Regions from separate parts of the Homo sapiens genome. Here region 2 is linked to region 1. A link is a loop called in an ENCODE intact Hi-C map of the cell type or tissue named here. Cell type or tissue: breast epithelium. All regions are shown on one strand. Links, peaks and the distances in the headings refer to the core of each region. The heading gives the core; the rest is flanking DNA.

Region 1 (8,836 bases), core at 837-8,836:
CAGTGGGCGGGTCCCATAGGGCATGAGTGAGGTCCCACGGCAGTAACCAGGTCCCATAGGGCATGAGTGAGTGAGGTCTCATGGCAGTGGGCGGGTCCCATAGGGCTTGAGTGAGTGAGGTCCCATGGCGGTGGGCGGGTCCCACAGGGCGTGAGTGAGGTCCCATGGCGGTGGGCGGGTCCCACAGGGCGTGAGTGAGGTCCCATGGCGGTAAGCGGGTCCCATAGGGCGTGAGTGAGGTCCCATGGCAGTGGGAGGCTCCCATAGGGCATGAGTGAGTGAGGTCCCAAGGTGGTGGGCGGGTCCCACAGTGGATGAGTGAGTGAGGTCCCATGGCGGTGAGTGGGTCCCACAGGGCATGGGTGAGTGAGGTCCCATGGCAGTGAGTGGGTCCCACAGGGCATGAGTGAGGTCCCATGGCAGTGGGAGGCTCCCATAGGGCGTGAGTGAGGTCCCATGGCGGTAAGCAGGTCCCATAGGGCGTGAGTGAGGTCCCATGGCAGTGAGTGGGTCCCACAGGGCATGAGTGAGTGAGGTCCCATGGCAGTGAGTGGGTCCCACAGGGCATGAGTGAGTGAGGTCCCATGGCAGTGGGCGGCTCCCATAGGGCGTGAGTGAGTGAGGTCCCATGGCGGTGAGTGGGTCCCACAGGGCATGGGTGAGTGAGGTCCCATGGCGGTGAGTGGGTCCCACAGGGCATGGGTGAGTGAGGTCCCATGGCGGTGAGTGGGTCCCACAGGGCATGGGTGAGTGAGGTCCCATGGCAGTGAGTGGGTCCCACAGGGCATGAGTGAGTGAGGTCCCATGGCAGTGGGCGGCTCCCATAGGGCGTGAGTGAGGTCCCATGGCGGTAAGCGGGTCCCATAGGGCGTGAGTGAGGTCCCATGGCAGTGAGTGGGTCCCACAGGGCGTGAGTGAGGTCCCATGGCGGTGAGTGGGATGTCACTCACTCACCTCTATGGGCTGCATAATTATGCAAAATGCAGGCATGCCCCAACCTTGAATCTTTCCAAACCTGGGACTGAGAAGGCCTAGAGGCAAGGGGAATCCAAGTGTACAGAACATGCAGGGGTGGGGTGCAGATTTGGCACCAGCCCAAGTCACAACAGCCTCAGATTCAGACTTCTGATCCTCTCTCCCAATGGAGTCCTGGAGCCTCACAGAGATCCAAACAATGGGATTGAAAGCAGAAGACATTCGTCACATAACTTTGAACATATATTCATTACCAGGCCACACCTATAATGTGCTATGTCTCCATATTTTTGTGACTCCTATTATTATCTTGTGAAAAGCATAACTGTATTCTATTATGTTTCCTTGTGTTAAAAAGCATCCAGGTCTTCAATGTAAATATTTAAAACTGTCTATGGTGTTTCTAACCCTATGTACTTTTTCACTTTTTAAATACACTGAAAGGCTCAAATTATGGAGGTAGCCACTCTTCTCTTAATCTCTGAGAGGCCCAACCTGCAGAGTGGCTGATGGAGCAAACCCAGCACAAGCGTGGTCCTCTATCTACCACAGGGGATGAGAGGAAATCTCCAGGCACTGGTGTCAGAAGAAGCAAGGGAGGGGGCCTCCCAATTATTAATAATATCTCCTTGCTTGGTGTCATGGCTGTCTTGCCTGCCCAGGGGCACCTATGGGCTGTGAATTAGACTGCTTCTGGGCATAGGGAGCAGAAACCAGGGGACAATTTACATGGAGAACTTCTCTGCTGGACACCAGGAGAGCCAGAGCTCAGGAAAATATAGCATCATGATCCAGAGGGTTTGCTTTTTAGTATTCCTCCTTCTGTCTCAATGGCCTTGCTGATAGGGGTAAACACACTACTATCAAGACGCTAGGAGGCCAGGGAAAGGGAACATTTACATCTAGCACCTAAGTGCTCAGCATTCTGCCAGGAGCCTCACAGTGCTGACATCTGACAGCCTCCCTGCCTGTTATCTGGTGATTCTCTTGGCCTCACCCCCACCCATTCTCACCCTCCAACCAGCTGACCCCTGTATACACCTGGCTTCCCTGCCTGCTGGCTTCACATTGGTTCAGCCAATCAGGCACCCAGTGGGGAACTGGAGGAAGGAAGAGAGAGGTCTGGGTATTTCTCTCTGGCTCCCTCTCTCACTGGGTGCCACATCTTTGGGTAACCTTCTTCCTTGACTATAGCTCCTTCTGGGCAGCTCCTCCTCCACTGTTCCAGGTCTCACTGCACTCCAGTAACTCTACTTCCTCCCCAGGCCCCTCAGCCTTAGAGGTGATAGGGCTTTTCCACTGCTGTTAGTGCCTTGGTGGATCCCTCAACCTCTATAATTATTCCTTTCATTAGGCTTCATTCAAACCATCTGAGGTGAATTGTTTCCTGCCAGGAGCTCTGATACCAACTCTCATTTTCAATGTAATTGCTTTCGCAATTGAGATGAAATGCACAGATGTGGGTCTATAAGCATGTGGGGGCATTTCCAAGAGTTTATTAACCTGGTATAAGTACTAGGTTAATAAAGAAGAGCTCACAAGGCTCATTCAACATCTGTGTGGCCTTGAACCCAACTCCAAATCCAACCAGATAACCGTGGCAATCCCAAGACATGGGTGTAGAGCCTCTAAATTCTGTCTGTAGTAGATGCACAGGGATTTTTTTTTTTTTACTCACCCTTGCTTTCTATCACATGCTTGCTAGTGGAAAAATCTCTGGGGGGCCTATAAAACATTTCAGCTTCTCTGGGGAGTAGAATCCACATGGAGGATAATGGTAATAGCTGCCTGTCACTGATCTTGTACATTGCACAACAGCCCTGTAAGGAAGCTTTCTTTATCTCCACCTAACAGATGAGCAAAAAGATTCACAGATGGATAAGCAACTTGCCTGGGCCTGACCTCACGGCTGTTCTTTCCTTCCCATTGCACTATTTCTTAAAAGAGGGAAATAGGATCCATGGTCTCCAAGTTACTCCTAAATTAAGCCTGGAGGGATAAAGCTCCCCAGGCAAATCATAAACACCAGGCTGGGCACGGTGGCTCACGGCTGTAATCCCAGCACTTTGGAAGGCCGAGGTGGGCAGATCACCTGAAGTCAGGAGTTCCAGACCAGCATGGCCAACATGGCGAAACCAAGCCTCTACTAAAAGTACAAAAACAAAAATTAGCTAGGTGTGGTGGCAGGCTCCTGTAATTCCAGCTACTCGGGAGGCTGAGGCAGGAGAATCACCTGAACCAGGGAGGCAGAGGTTGCGGTGAGCCGAGATCACACTACTGCACTCCAGCCTGGGTGACAGAGACTCTGTCTCAAAAAAAAAAAAAAAAAAAAACCTAAGAAAGAGAACTTAATTTCAAGGAACAACAGCTAGCTCAGAAAGTTCTCTACGATAGAAGTGAAAAACTGCATACAGTGTGTCCATGTGTATAACATGTATAGTATAATCTCATCGTGGATAATGTATGGATGTGTGATGTCTACAATGATTGTTTATGCACAAAACTTGTCAGCAATAGTTTTTTCTGGAAAGGTGAGAGAGCCATGCTCTCCTGCACAGTTTGAATTTTCTATCATAAGCATGAAACTTAATTTCTTATTTAAAGAATCAGAAAGGAAGAAGAGAGGGAAGAAGGTTAGTTTGTATGAACACTTAGACCAATGGTTCTCAACTTTCACTGCACACTGGAATCCCCTGGAACCAAGGGCAATCACCAGGGGAATCCTGAGATCTGCAGTTAATTAGTCTGGGGTATGGCCAGAGTGCTAGAATTCTTAAAACTCCCCCAGGTGATTCCAATGGGCAGCAAGGGTTGAGGACCACTGCATTATCAGTCAGGATAAAATTTAGACCAGAGGCGACAGAGCAGGTGTCTTAACTTTTGCATGCTCTGGACTCCCCCAGCAATCTGATGAAGCCCGTGGATGTTTCCTCAAAATAACATTTTTAAATGCATGAAATAAAACACCAAAGATTACAAGGCAAACAAATTAGATTTAGTTATCACAATATTTTTCCATTGTGATACGGTATGAGTGCTTCTTCATTAAGTTACACCAAGTAACAAGATCTAAAAATGGTTTTATTCTGTACCACCATTTTTAAGTAGTGATGAGTGTAAAAAATATTTAGAGATCTCTGCAACAACTGTAGTGCGATATGGATTTATTAATGACAAAGGTCAAGGTATTTCTAATATTACTTTGGTTTGTTCCCTATATTCACAATGGAAGAAAATGCCAAATTTCAGTTAGAACTCAGCGTCTATTTTTTTCCCATCCAAGCTTACGGACTGCCAGGCATAGACGTGGAAGGAGGAGGACAGGATGCCATCAGTGAACACAGTCATAGGACTTGCTCATCCCAACGCTGATTCTATTACCGGGTGTAAGACCTCAGACAGAAGGAAAGAGGACAACAAAACAAAAACAACTTCAATCACATGCTAATTTCCATTAGAGGCTGTTCCTTTTTTTTCTTTTCTTTTTTTTTTTTTTTATTAACTCTGTAAGGCTCCTTCAAGATACAAAAAAATGTACATTTCCTGATAACTACACTGTATATTTTAATTATGGCAATATTTTTCAAGTACAACTTCATGTGAAAAGATCTGTGTTTCTTCCACTAAAAAGATTCAACTGTGTTATCTGCCTCAAGACATCCATCACATGAATGCCAATATCTTAGGATTTAAAAGGGGGCTTTTTGAAACTTTCTAAGTATTTAATCAATAGGTTCCTTTTCATATAGAGCTACACTGCCTGCATAGACCGTGAACATGTTTTTTCTTTAATCTAAATTTGAAATAGCATTTACTATGTACTGAGCAGCTATTAGACTTCCGTTACAGCACTGGGTTCTTTTCCCAAATCACAGTATTCTAATGCTCACATCCATGCTGTACCATTATCCCATTTTACTAATAAAGAAACAAAATGACTAAGAACTTCAAAACAGTCTGATGGTACAAAATCACTCTCTCAGGAAAAAAGAAAGAGAGCGAGAGAGAGCAGGAACCCAAACTACATTAACATTCATGTTGAAATTCCAGTTATAAATTAAAAGGGTTTTTTTTTAACTAAACAATAAAATATTTTCTTCGAGTGGAAAGGGACCACCACACCCACTTATACTAGCAACAGACTAAGCTAAGAAACTCAAAGACCTACTTTTCTTCATAGCCATACTTTTCTAATGACTCCAGAGTGACTTTTTAAATTCCTTCCATTCATGAAGTAATACAACACTCCAATGAAATGCAGAAGAGAATGGCATCCTCAGACCCAGCATGCAGGCACATGGCTGCGGAAGAGCGGTGGCCAGTCCCCAGGGCTGAAAGAAACCCAGCTGCCAATGCCGGTACCCAGCGATCCAGGAAGCCCTGGTCTATGTAAAGCAGCAAACAGGTTAGGGAGGTTCCCCAGGCCCTCTCACATCCATTAGAAACAACAGCAGCATTATCTTCAAACAGTAAGGTTCTCATTCCATAACTACCAGAGAGCTTTTCAAATGAGCCTAATCAATTTTTTTTTTTTAAATAGGGTCCTGCTGTGTTGCACAGGCTGGAGTGCAGTGGTGCTATCATAGCTCACTGCAGCCTCAACCTCCTGGGCTCAAAAGACACTACCACCTCAGCCTCCCAAGTAACTAGCACTATAGGCTCATGACACCACACCTGGCTAATTTTTGTATTTTTTTTGTAGAGACGAGGTCTCACTATGTTGCCCAGGCTGGTCTGGAACTCCTGGGCTGAAGCAATCCTCCCACCTGGGCCTCCCAACATGATGGGATTACAGACATGAGCCACCGCACCTGGCCTACTCAAACGTTTTCATTCTCAATGTTCTCAAGACTCATTTCCTTTTACTTAATATATGCAATGGGGTAGGAGGTATACAATGGCATTATTTCTTAAATTTTTTGTCTCCTATGAAATTAAGGCATTTAATGGGGATGGGGAGGCTCATAATGAATGAGTTATTTCAACATCAGCCAAACACCACACTTAACTAAGAATGCCCAAAACTCTCCTTAAAGCAGAATAAAGACTGGAGTAAAGAACTCATGAGAGAGATCACAGAGAAAAGACCAGGCTAACCAAAATCAAGGACACCTTAAAAAACAGTCTAACAGTAAGTCTCAGCAATGCACATTTTGTTCTCATCTTTGTTTTCCAGCAGGGTGGAAATGTACAAGAGTGAGCGTGAAGAGATTGGGGGTTGGGGGAAGGTGTTAGGAAGGAGACAGAACTGGCATTTAGTAAGTCCTAGCAAGTTTAAGGGACTTTCATGTGTTTCATTAATTTTTCCCACAACCTCACCAGATAGATTAGCACCTCTTCAACTTTAAAATAAAACTGGAAATCAGAGAGGTTAAGCAACTTGCCCAGAGGCACACAGCTATAAAGAGCAGAGTCAGAATTAGAAGGCAGGTCAACCTGTCTCAGGGCCTCACTCTTTTTCCTGCCCCTCACTCCTCGGATCTTGTTAGTTATTTTCAGTTCAAATGTCAAGGCTCAGGAAAATTGCATCCCAGGTTCTCTTTTTTTGAGACGGAGTCTCGCTCTGTCGCCCAGGCTGGAGTGCAGTGGCACAACCTCGGCTCACTACAGGCTCCACCTCCTGAATTCAAGCAATTCTCCTGCCTCGGCCTCCCAAGTAGGTAGGACTACAGGGGCCTGCCACCATGCCCAGCTAATTTTTTGTATTTTTAGTAGAGATGGGGTTTCACCATGTTAGCCAGGATGGTCTCAATCTCCTGACTTCGTGATCTGCCTGCCTCAGCCTCCCAAAGTGCTGGGATTACAGGCGTGAGCCACCGCGCCCAGCCCGCATTCCAGGTTCTTTAAACACACACACACACACACACACACACACACAGAGAGAGAGACACACACACACCTTACTTTGGTTATAATTCCTTGGAAGGAAGGGGAAAACATCAATGCATATCCAAGAAGTCAGAGAGGAGGGGAAAAAAAGAGCAAACAGCCCAATTTTCCAAAAGACCAAGGTGGGGGTTGGGATGGATTCCAGAAAATGGAGACATTGGTGAGGATTCAAGTTCCACAAGTATTCAGCAAATGGTTTGTGATCACTTTTAAAAGGTGGTCTGCACAGCAGAATGAATTTAGAAAGAACCAAGCAGGCCAGCGTGACCTCATGCCTGTCCGTATTGGAGGAGACCCCTTGTTTGGTCAGAACACAGGGCATCTGTTTCCACAAGCCATAAGGCCCGTTTCCCACATCATGACATCATCACTCCAAAGGACTCACCCAGCAGCCGTCCAAGCCAGTACCTTCCAAAATGATTTTGGTCCCATAGCTCACCAGTCAAAAATGAGCATGCATCCCTAATATATATGACTTATTTTAAAATTAAAAACATGTACTACTGCCAACTTATAAATATGAGTACAGTTTAAGACCTTACTTTTTAGGGAAGAAAATATATATAAATTAAAGCTTTTACATTTTCTTCCCATTCCCCAAAGGATTATACTGAGCACCAAATGTTCGAACTTAGTGCGTGATATGGTTTGGATCTGTGTTCCTGCCTGAATCTCATGTAGAATTGTAATCCCCAGTGTTGGAGGTGGGGCCTGGTGGGAGCTAATTGGATCAGGGGGGCGGAGTTCTCATGAATGGGTTAGCACCATCCCCTAGGTGCTATTCTCCTGACAGTGAGTAAGTTATTGTGAGATATTGTTGTTTAAAAGCATGTAGCACCTCCCGCCTCTCTCTTCCTCCTGCTCTGGCCATGGGAAGTGCTGGCTTCCCTTCACCTTCTGCCATGATGGTGAGTTTCCTTGTACCTCCCCAGAAGCCGAGCAGATGGCCAGCATCATGCTTCCTCACAGCCTGTGAAACTGTAAGCCAATTAAACCTCTTTTCTTTATAAATTACCCAGTCTCAAGTATTTCTTTAGAGCAGTGCAAGAACAGACTAATCCAGTGACCTTGATGCCACACAGTGGTTGCTTGGAGCCCAGTGAGCTTCATCTTCAACCGGCATCCCTGACACACCTTGTCCTGGCCTCTACTCCCAAGGCTGATGGCCTGCTCTTCCTCCCTGAGCATCCCAGAATCACTTCTTTCCATTTCCTCCCCCAGCATAGCCTTTCCCTCCTAAATTCCCTCACCTCCCTGAACTTGTTACAATGTCTTCTTCTCCCCCACATCCCTATCTTCTCACTGTAATAATTACCCAGCAAAATCCTTACGTGGTAACAGAAAACTGTGCCTTCATTTCATAGTCTGCCTTCTCTTCTGCATTCAGGCGGTTCAATAGTACCAGAAAGATTAAATGAATACACAGTAACCACATAAACATTGTTACCAGGTTACTGCACACCCTCCTCTTCCACAGGTCTTCTAACACAGTAACTAGGATTTTTCTTGTCTTCAGCCAGCTCCATTTCCCTTTATCCTCAGCCAACCATTCCAGCCCAGCACCACCCTTCCACCCCTCTATTTCCAGGCGCCTGCCTGATGTTCCTCATCCATCCACTCAACCATTCCTTCATTCATTCCAACGCTTCCCAGGCATCCAGGATGCGCCGAGCGCGGTTTCAGCTCACAGTGAATCCTACATCCTAGGAAACAAGAACATGTCAGGAGTTGGGAAGATCATGAAAACAAAGCTCCCTGTTACAAAATAGGCAGCAAGCAGGGGCCAGAGATACAACCCACTTCACTCCCTGCCCACTTCTGCCCTCTCCAGTGCTTTCTCAAATTGAGATATTAATAAAATCCACAAAACACAGAATCAGTCTTTAACAGTAAACAAACTTAGCGGCATTGAGTATGTTCATCATGTTGTGTGACCATCACCTCTATCTAGTTCCAAAACATTTATATCACC
Region 2 (8,863 bases), core at 864-8,863, 77 kb before region 1:
AGTTAGGGTTCAATGAGCAGATGGAAAACATACTAATTTGAACAGGAAAAGCTTAACATAAACAATTATTAACTACAACCTGGGATTCTGCTAACAAGATGTTGACTAGTAAGAAGTAATGCAAGGAACTCTAGATCATACAGAAAGGCCAGATATAAGGAGTAACCACTATCCCTCAGACTGAGAAAACACCCATGAAGAAGATGAAACATCCATGAAAATAACCAGGTGGGGGACTGAGACCCTGACTTTGTTGGAGAAGACACAACTACAACTCACTAGATGGCAGAAAAGTCACTGTGGTGCCCTCTATGGTGCAGGAAAGCTGATCACAGGGAGGTAGCACACTGGCAACACTCCGCTACAAGACACCCCAAGGGGGTGCCAGAGGAAGCTGCTGGCCACCACACATCATAAAAGAAGGTCACCAGAGAGGACACACTCTGGAAGAGCCTTCCCAGAAACCACTGGAAAGCAGGAAGCAAAACTCTCTGCCTTCTGCAATGTTTCTCCAGCGCCCTCTACTGGAAAAGCTTAACATTGTACCAGCTGCAAAGGAAAAATATTCAAGAGGCCCAGATCCATTTTCACAGAGCAAGAAAAAGGGGTGAAGTTGAGAGGCCATAAATCAATAAATGGCATTTGTACTAGAGTCAAAAACATCTGGAAAATGTCAGATATTTATCCGGGAGAAAAACACTTGTTTATTCTCTGGCTAGAGGACCTTTTAGGCAACTAGGGCACCAAAAGTAAATATAAGGATTTTTATCAGGGCTTTTCTTACCCTATAATTTGCCAAGGGCAGACTCTAAGCATTTAAGCATCTACAATGCTAAGAACAACTCTCAACTTTCCTGTGAAATCTGTCACTTTCCCCTTCCAAGAAACACCTTACTTTCCACTGCACCCATTCTTTTCTACCTTCCTAAACACACACAGTCACACACTCATCACCAACACACATTGTTCCTGTGACTGGTCTCACACAAATGCTGTGACCTTCTGAAACTATGCCTTAAAATGACGACAAGAGGATCCCCACCTTTCCTCTTTTATCAAAAAGATTGCTCCTTCTGTAAAAATTTGTCCCATTTTGTGGTAAAATTCTCATATGGAAATCATCTCCTTGAGTCTTGATATTTTCTCACTGTCTCGAGTATTTAAACAAGGGTGCATTCTGTCTACCTAATGTCTGGCAGGTGAGTGAAAAGCCTGCCAACCAGCCCTGTCTAGGTAAAATAATGTGGCTCATTCCACCTGTTCTGCCCCAGAGCTATTGCCAAAACCATCTCATTACCACCACCAGCTGCCACTCCAAAGCTCATGAACGGTCTGAAGAATACAATGGTCCCTACCTGCCACGAACCAGAACTCTTTTGAGTCCATACAAGATGCTAAGAAAATCACAGCTGAAGAGGATCCTAGAGTAAACCAAGAGCCTTCCCTTCTTGAGAAAGTTTTCCCTCCCAAGGTCACACCCAGGAATGGGCAATGCAATTCAAAGGTAAGTAGATATGTGTTAGTGTTTACCTTTTCCAGAATACAGCCTATACCCATACTAACAAAGAGGTTTGAGAGGTATTATTTTTTATTTGTTTTAGGCAATAATTTGTAGCTCAGTATTTGAGTGCTCATACATGCTAAACTCTGCAGTGAATGAGTAAAAAGTCAAGTCCTACCTGCCAGGAATAGCTAGTCTCTGAAGCTTACCACTGCAGATTCTCATCTTTGGCCTCAAGAGGAAGGAGCAACCAAAACAGAGTAGTAAGAAGACAATACCCAGAGCTCAATCCAGTATGGGCCTTTTAAACTATTTGTTTCCCCAAAGACAAGGAGCCACCCCAGGGTCAAGTTTCTCACTGTTGCAGTCCATAATTCACAAGGAGAGAAGAGGCAAAGCCCTGAAATACAGAGCCCAAGGATGTCTCTTTTCAGTGGGAAAGAGTATGGGATGGCAGATGGGAGCCATTCTTTGTGTTATCATTGATGGGCCAGAGAGAACACAACACCAGTTACACTCATTGATAAGGATATACCCTTGGTATTTGATGCTAAACTAGAAGTCAGAGGTTAGGAAGTTTATTAGTTACCAACATTTGAAAAATGGAGATTTCACATAAAAATCTGAGTTTCTGGCCTTTCCAAAAAAAAAAAAAAAATAGGACTATCTGGTACCACAGAACCATTTTCCTGTGAGAAGACTTCGGCAGGAATGAAGAATTGGGGCATGGCTTTCCAATTTGCCACAGAACCCATGCAGGCTGCTTTACATGCCTGTGTGACCTGCCCAGCCCCTGCTGGTGTTTTAGTCATGTACTAAAGAACCATAAACCCCATAAGAGCAGGGCATGTCCGTTTTTATCTGTAAGCATATTTCAACACACTGCCTAGCATACAGTTCCCAGGAACTGTGCCTGCTAGGCGCTAGGGGCTCAAATCAAGTAAATGACTGCATGAACTCTACCAGACTTTCTGTCTACACTAGCTCGTTTCATTCTTAACATCATCTTGAAATATTTGCTTCCCATTTTACATGTGTGGTTCAGAGAATGAACTTCCAAAACCCACCTAGCTAGTAAATAACTATACAATTTCATCCCAAGTTTATGACACCAAAGCAAAGGAGTATGTAAAAGCAAGTAGAAACATAGAAAAAGAATACAGTAAAAGCAAGCAGAGAGAAATATAGAAAAAGAACTTCTAGTTTTTAAGAAAAGGCAATAGGCTGATTGCAAACACTCTGGTTTCCCACATAGTCTTTGTTCCATACTTATGGACAAAAAGGAGATATGTTATATGGTTATTGCATCTCTCTTCTGCAAAATTCTTAAGACATCTTGCATTATGAGAGCCAAAATCCACCTGCTAAATCTTCAATTAGGGTTAATTCTACTACAAGGATTAGTGACCATGCATCAACTAGGCAATTTGGAAGGAAAAGCTTTAAAGATGTAAAGATAACATGACTTCCATTTGAGTTCAAAGACAAAAAGAGAGGGTAGTCATTCCATTTAATGGAAAGCAGGAATCCTTAGCCAAGGGGCAGAGCAGAACAACCACTCAACAGTAAACACTCTTCTCCTAAGGCTACACACCAGCAGGTGGTAACTAAACAAATGACTGTTTAGGCTACTTAACACACAAAAGGTGCTATCATTCGGTTTGAAGAGGAATCAGGACAGCTCCCAGAAGAGGTCAAAAGTCTCGTAAAGCTCTAAAACTGTCTTTATCATATAAAGTTGTCCATCTATCCTAGTACACTGTTAGTGACACCCCAGCAGTGGGATAAAGAACTACAGGCTATTCTCTCTGGTCCCTTATGCTATCACGAGATGTAGTTTATTGAGATAAAGTTTTCCCTTTACATATTTATCTCCCTGGACCAGACTTATCAAATGTAGAAGCAGTGTCTTACTGCTTCTATCTCCAGCATGTCCTATAATGACTGTATACAACAGGCACTGTTATCTTCCCATCCTGAGACCTCATGGAAGATAATAAAGAATTCTTTTCCTGATCTATACACTTGAACGTGAATACCCACAGAAAGGTAAAAAACCAAATCACATACTGACATATGGATATATAACTAGATCACTTTGTATTAGAATTTATCAAAAAAATGATAGAAAATCAGAACTTAAACTAAAACACGGCAAGACCATGCCCACAACACAATCCCTCTAAGATGTGGCCACCACTGCTGCCCATGAAACAGGCTGAGCCTATAACTGCTCCTTGAACATCACTCTTGTGTGACTCGTGTGAGGATCTGGTCATCCAGATTCTGAATCAGCAGGCCTAAGGAGACTGCATTTCTAACAAGCTCCCAGGTGTTGCTGAAACTGCCAGTTTTTGGCCCACCCTTGAGAACAAAGGATCTAGGAGCACCAGTGGGAACCCATAACCACCTTTGTTCCTTGCAGTGGACACCACATTCCTTGAGTTAGCAGAGCTCTTGTCACAGAGGACAGAGCCTGATGCGGTGCCTTGAGATTGGAAATTCCCCCCCGATTTCCACCGCATTTTTTTTTTTTTTTTTTTTTTTTTGTGAGACAGGGTCTCACTCTGTCACCCAGGCTGGCTTGCAGTAAGATCATAGCTCACTGAAGCCTCCGCCTCCCAGGCTCAAGCAATCCTCCACCTCAGCCTCCCAAGTAGCTGGGACTACAGGTGCACAACACCACACCTGGCTAATTTTTTGTATTTTTTGTAGAGATGGGGTTTCCCCATGTTTCCCTGGCTGGTCTTGAACTCCTGGGCTTAAGTGATCCTCCCACCTTGGCCTCCCAAAGTGCTGGGATAACAGGTATGAGCCTCCATGCCTGGCCTAGATTGGAAATTCCTAAGGCACCCAGTGATCTTTGTCTTTTATTCCATTAAGCGTCTAACGGTCTATTAGCAATCAACCCTAAGAGGTAAGAATTGGTACAGGCAGAAAACTCTCTACCATAGCTTTTTTTGGATGTCATAGTTTTGGAGACCTAGACTGGTGTAACTCCAAGTGCCTAGGCTTTATTCTTAAAAGAAACAGGTGTGTGTTCCTATCCTTTTCTTTCAGATCACTCATTATCATTTCAAATCTCTCAAGGGCTTTCTAAATAACCCAGGCCGGAGATCCTAATATTTGGGGGCCACAGTGTTTAAGTAAAAGCTATAAACACTCTTCTCCCTCAAAATTCACGGATACTAAAGGTTTAACATTTTAGGTGTTTCATTGACTATATCCCAATCTCATTTATAAAAGGAAGCTCCCTCCCTGTCTTCCAGAAGACATACTTTAAAGACACAGGTTATCACTCATTCATAGCACTTTACACAAATCCTTTCTGACTAATACTTATGGAAGATACCAAGTACCGCTCTGGAAACTTCCCACAGATCATGAAACGCCTGCTAATAGGACCCATATTGTATCTATCACTAAGCAAGATGACAGATGAATAAAACCCCAAATGTCAAGACAAACCCACAACCTTGGGAACAATAAATAAATGCCATGACGAGCATTGCTCAAACCCATGTTCAGTTTGTAAATGGCATTTCCAAGTTAAACAAACATCTTGTTTTAAAAGCTGCTGCTCTGGTTAAAGAAGAGTCAAGAAAATCTTTTTCTTTTAAGTTATTTGGGTAAAGTATGTTTTTGTAAGCAAATTTACCTGAGTTCTCCAAAATTCAGATTGTAATTTTATGACAATATAGTTGTCTGTATAAGTTCAATAACAGTTTTTTAAACAATTGGAGACACTGGTTATTTTACCAAGACTGAAACTAAAATAGCCTATTTTTAGGTAAAGCTTCAGCAAAACCAACTTTAAAAGGAGTCTATATGGCCAGTCAAAAAATTTCTTGCTGCATTTTATATAAGTATTCATCAGGCAAGCATAATAAGGCTAAAACTAACCTTGCACATAAATTGGCCTTGCTATAATATTCTCTTTAATAAAAAAAGGTAGCTTAAAAACTGTTTCGAGGGTAAAACGTAACACTTAATACTAGATTTCAGCCCTAATTTTTTGAGTGCAGATTAAAGCATTATTTCTTGGCTACAATAATCCTCTAGAAAGTAGCAGATTATAATTTTTCTTCACATTTTTAGTTGGTGCCCTAATGGAAGAGGTTCCTTTTTCGGTTCTAACATACAAATTACTCTTATAACTGTCAAAATATAAATGTTTTACTTCCAAGAAAACAAAAATCATGGTATTCTGAAGACTAGAGATAAGGATCTCCCTCATTTGGCATCCCACTGGCCCCGGATCTGTTTCACTGCTAATGCTCTGTTGCTAAAACTATAGGAGCTACCCTGCTCTACGCCCAGGGACAAATGCAGAAAAGGTGGGTACGTAAGATTGTAAGGTCCGGTTTGAGGAATAAAATTAGGACAAGATCAAACCCTCCAAATCAAGAAGGGGGTACAAAAAATGCCTAAACAGCTGGTAAAACAAGTTCAGTTGCCTTCTAAACTATGATGTGTCACTTTTGCATCCACCCCAGCCATAAAAATTTTCTGCTTACTATAAAATTAAGGGAAAATATTTACTAACAGGATAAAATACTTTGTAACAAAGCCTCTTGGTTATAATACTCCCAATTATAAGTTGTGAAGATAAATATAGATATAGATATATAATATACATATTTTTAATTATTTTTCAGAACAATGCTTATGTTTTGTATAGCTAATTGCTGTAAGTCTAACAGAAACCAAGCTTACAGTAGCTTAACACAAAAAAGTTAAAAATAAGTCAGTCTTTTAACTTTGCCTTTTGGTTTTATTGTCAGTTTTTACTTAATAATTTTAAGAAGTAATGCATGCCTGTCCACATCCATTCCTATATGGCCTAGAACAATTAATTGGCTCTAAGTCTTTTGACTCTTAAAGCCCTCAGCCATAGGGAGTCCTGCGGAGGAAAAAATAACACTGCAGAATTATATGACTTCTCCTGTGACAAAAGCTTTTCTCTCCCAAATACTAGTATATGGTGCAATACAAAAGTGATGGGAAAAATAGATTTGTCTACTGTTAACAAGTCTATAACAATTTAAACACCAAGGACCAGGCACTTTTTGCATTTAATTTATACCCTCCTCAGGATACTATACCTATGGAGATAAATTGGCTGGAAAAGAAATTAAATTTATTAAATTCTAATTAAATGTTGGTCCCACAATTTTCAAGTAAGATATATCATAGAATTCAAATAACCCTTAATAAGGAGGGTAAACACATTGTAAGTCTAATCAAAGAATATAATGATGCACGCAGGGGTTTTTTTTTCTGGCTGATTGGGTTGTTTACTGCCCTCAGATTCTACCTATAGCCCTGGACGCCCACATCTTCACTATCTTTATGATATTTGTTACTATATTAACATTAGACATTCCTTGTAAATGTTATGCCAGATACAGCAGAAGGAAAGGCACAATTAAAGACCCAGATCATGATAGCTCAGAAAATAGATCTGATCCAGGATTGTTTTAGACTAAACCCTAGGCCTGACTCCATCTCACCTCTTAAAGAATTGGCTACTACCTCAGGTCAGAGCATGTCCTCTCCCCATTATCCAAATCGCTAATATTTAAAACTATTACCATCAAATCAGAGGAACAAGCCTTTCTAGCACCGTGGGACCTGGACAAATGACCAGATCAGACAACTCCAGGAATGAGCGTTCCTAGAGCCATGGGACCTGCTGCTGTTGGCCTTCTGTGGAATGATTTTTGGCTAAGAGTGGGGGACTGAGGACTAAGCTCTGATTTTTTATCTTGCCCAAATTCCTGTCTGAAAGGTCCTAATTTTATTCCTCAAACCGGACCTTACAATCTTACGTGCCCACCTTTTCTGCGTTTGTCCCTGGGCCTAGATTCTCACCAGATGGGTTTTATTTGATGCTGTATATAGTGACTTAACTTTCCACTCTGACTCTGGCATAACAAGCAAGAAAATAAAAAAGTTTTACCCCAAAATATATTTCCTTGCCATACCTTGAAATCGTCCTGCAAAGTCTCTTGTGGGAAAAATCCACATTCTATAGAGAATCCCCTTTCCGCTTTGTTTTCCTTCCTTCCTTCTTTCCCAGGAGATAATCAACTAAGAGCCAGGCATCCTTTTAGGTCAGATAAGCAACATTTTACAACCTGCTCTCTCTTTCTCTCTCTCTCTCTGAAGTCTGCTGAAAGATTCTTCGGCACAAGAAAACTTGGTCTCCACAATCCTTTACCTTAACCTGAATATTTCTTTCCATTAATCCCAGGTCTTTAGATAAACTCAACCAATTGTCAACCAGAAAATGTTTAAATTTACCTATAGCCTGGAAGTCCCCACTCTGAGTTGTCCTGCCTTTCTAAACCAAACCAATGCATTCCTTAAATGTATTTGATTGATGTCTCCTGCCTTCCTAAAATACATAAAACCAAGCTGTACCCCAACCACCTTCGGCACATGTTCTCAGGACCTCCCGAGGGCTGTGTCACGGGCCATGGTCACTCATACTTGGCTCGGAATAAATCTCTTCAAATATTTTACAGAGTTTGACTCTTTTTGTCAACACCCACATTTTCTTAAAAATCACATAAGAAAGAGTGGGGCTCTCAACTGTTATCCACAAAAAACTGCAGGACAAGGGGGTGGAGAAGCAGGAGAAGAAAACTAATTAAAAAGTAAATGGGGGAAAATTAGCTTGGAAAGGGCTTGCTGAACTGCTGACAGCGTGGAGTACTGAGGTGAAAAACAAATGCGAAAGAGATTTGGCAGAATCCAAAAAGAACACCATCAGAATGAGCAATGAGGCCACAGCTAACTGCCTGCTATAAGTCAGAGTGAGGAGTCAGTAACATACGTGAAGATAAAAAAGGAAGTTCCCTGGACAAGAGCGAGCACACAGACTAGAGCAAAGGAAAGAGGAGGGTGAGGAGGGGAGAAGGCTGATCCCTGCTACAGAAAGCAAAAAACAGCAGCAGCGTGCATACACATACACATACGCACTAAGGACAGAAAATCTAACCCAGTGTAATCTGAGGCCCTCTTAAGGAAAACAGAGAGGAGACCAAATGTAGATGGGGCACAATGGGCTGGCTAAGCCATCACAAATCAGCTCTTAATTACAGACTGAAGCCTTCCTGGTGTGTGGAGCAGATTTCCTGGCACTGGCGGGAGACATCCCCCCACCAACCCCAACAACTATTATTGGGCCATCCTGCTCCTTTCCATTAGTGCAGGAAACAAGGCAGAGACACCATCTTGTGTGCCTTTTATCTGAGCCATTTATGGCAGAGACAGGTCATTTCATTTGGTCGGGGTGGGGGATACATGGGAAAGAAAAACGGAGTGAATGTGCCCAAGGACACTACTCTGAAACTA

The links. Hi-C counts contacts between places; a loop is a spot of excess contacts. Peaks named below come from ENCODE experiments on the same cell type or tissue, not always from the same donor. Only the 100,000 strongest peaks of a DNase experiment are listed, where the experiment ranks them.
Region 2: it touches region 1 in a loop (15-fold over the local background); 2 of 110 quality-filtered maps call a loop at or near these places.

What each region holds. Positions count from the first base shown.
Region 1 is chr2:134,143,232-134,152,067 of GRCh38, reverse strand. It overlaps a transcript of MGAT5 not described here. Among named protein-coding and RNA genes, the nearest start is that of MIR3679, 21 kb to the right of the region's middle. RefSeq lists an enhancer at 5,207-5,256. In breast epithelium, for the core only: no CTCF peak of the experiment used is centred there; a DNase peak (open chromatin) is centred at 5,347; H3K27ac peaks cover 627 bases.
Region 2 is chr2:134,220,265-134,229,127 of GRCh38, reverse strand. It overlaps a transcript of MGAT5 not described here. Among named protein-coding and RNA genes, the nearest start is that of MGAT5, 29 kb to the left of the region's middle. In breast epithelium, for the core only: no CTCF peak of the experiment used is centred there; no DNase peak of the experiment used is centred there.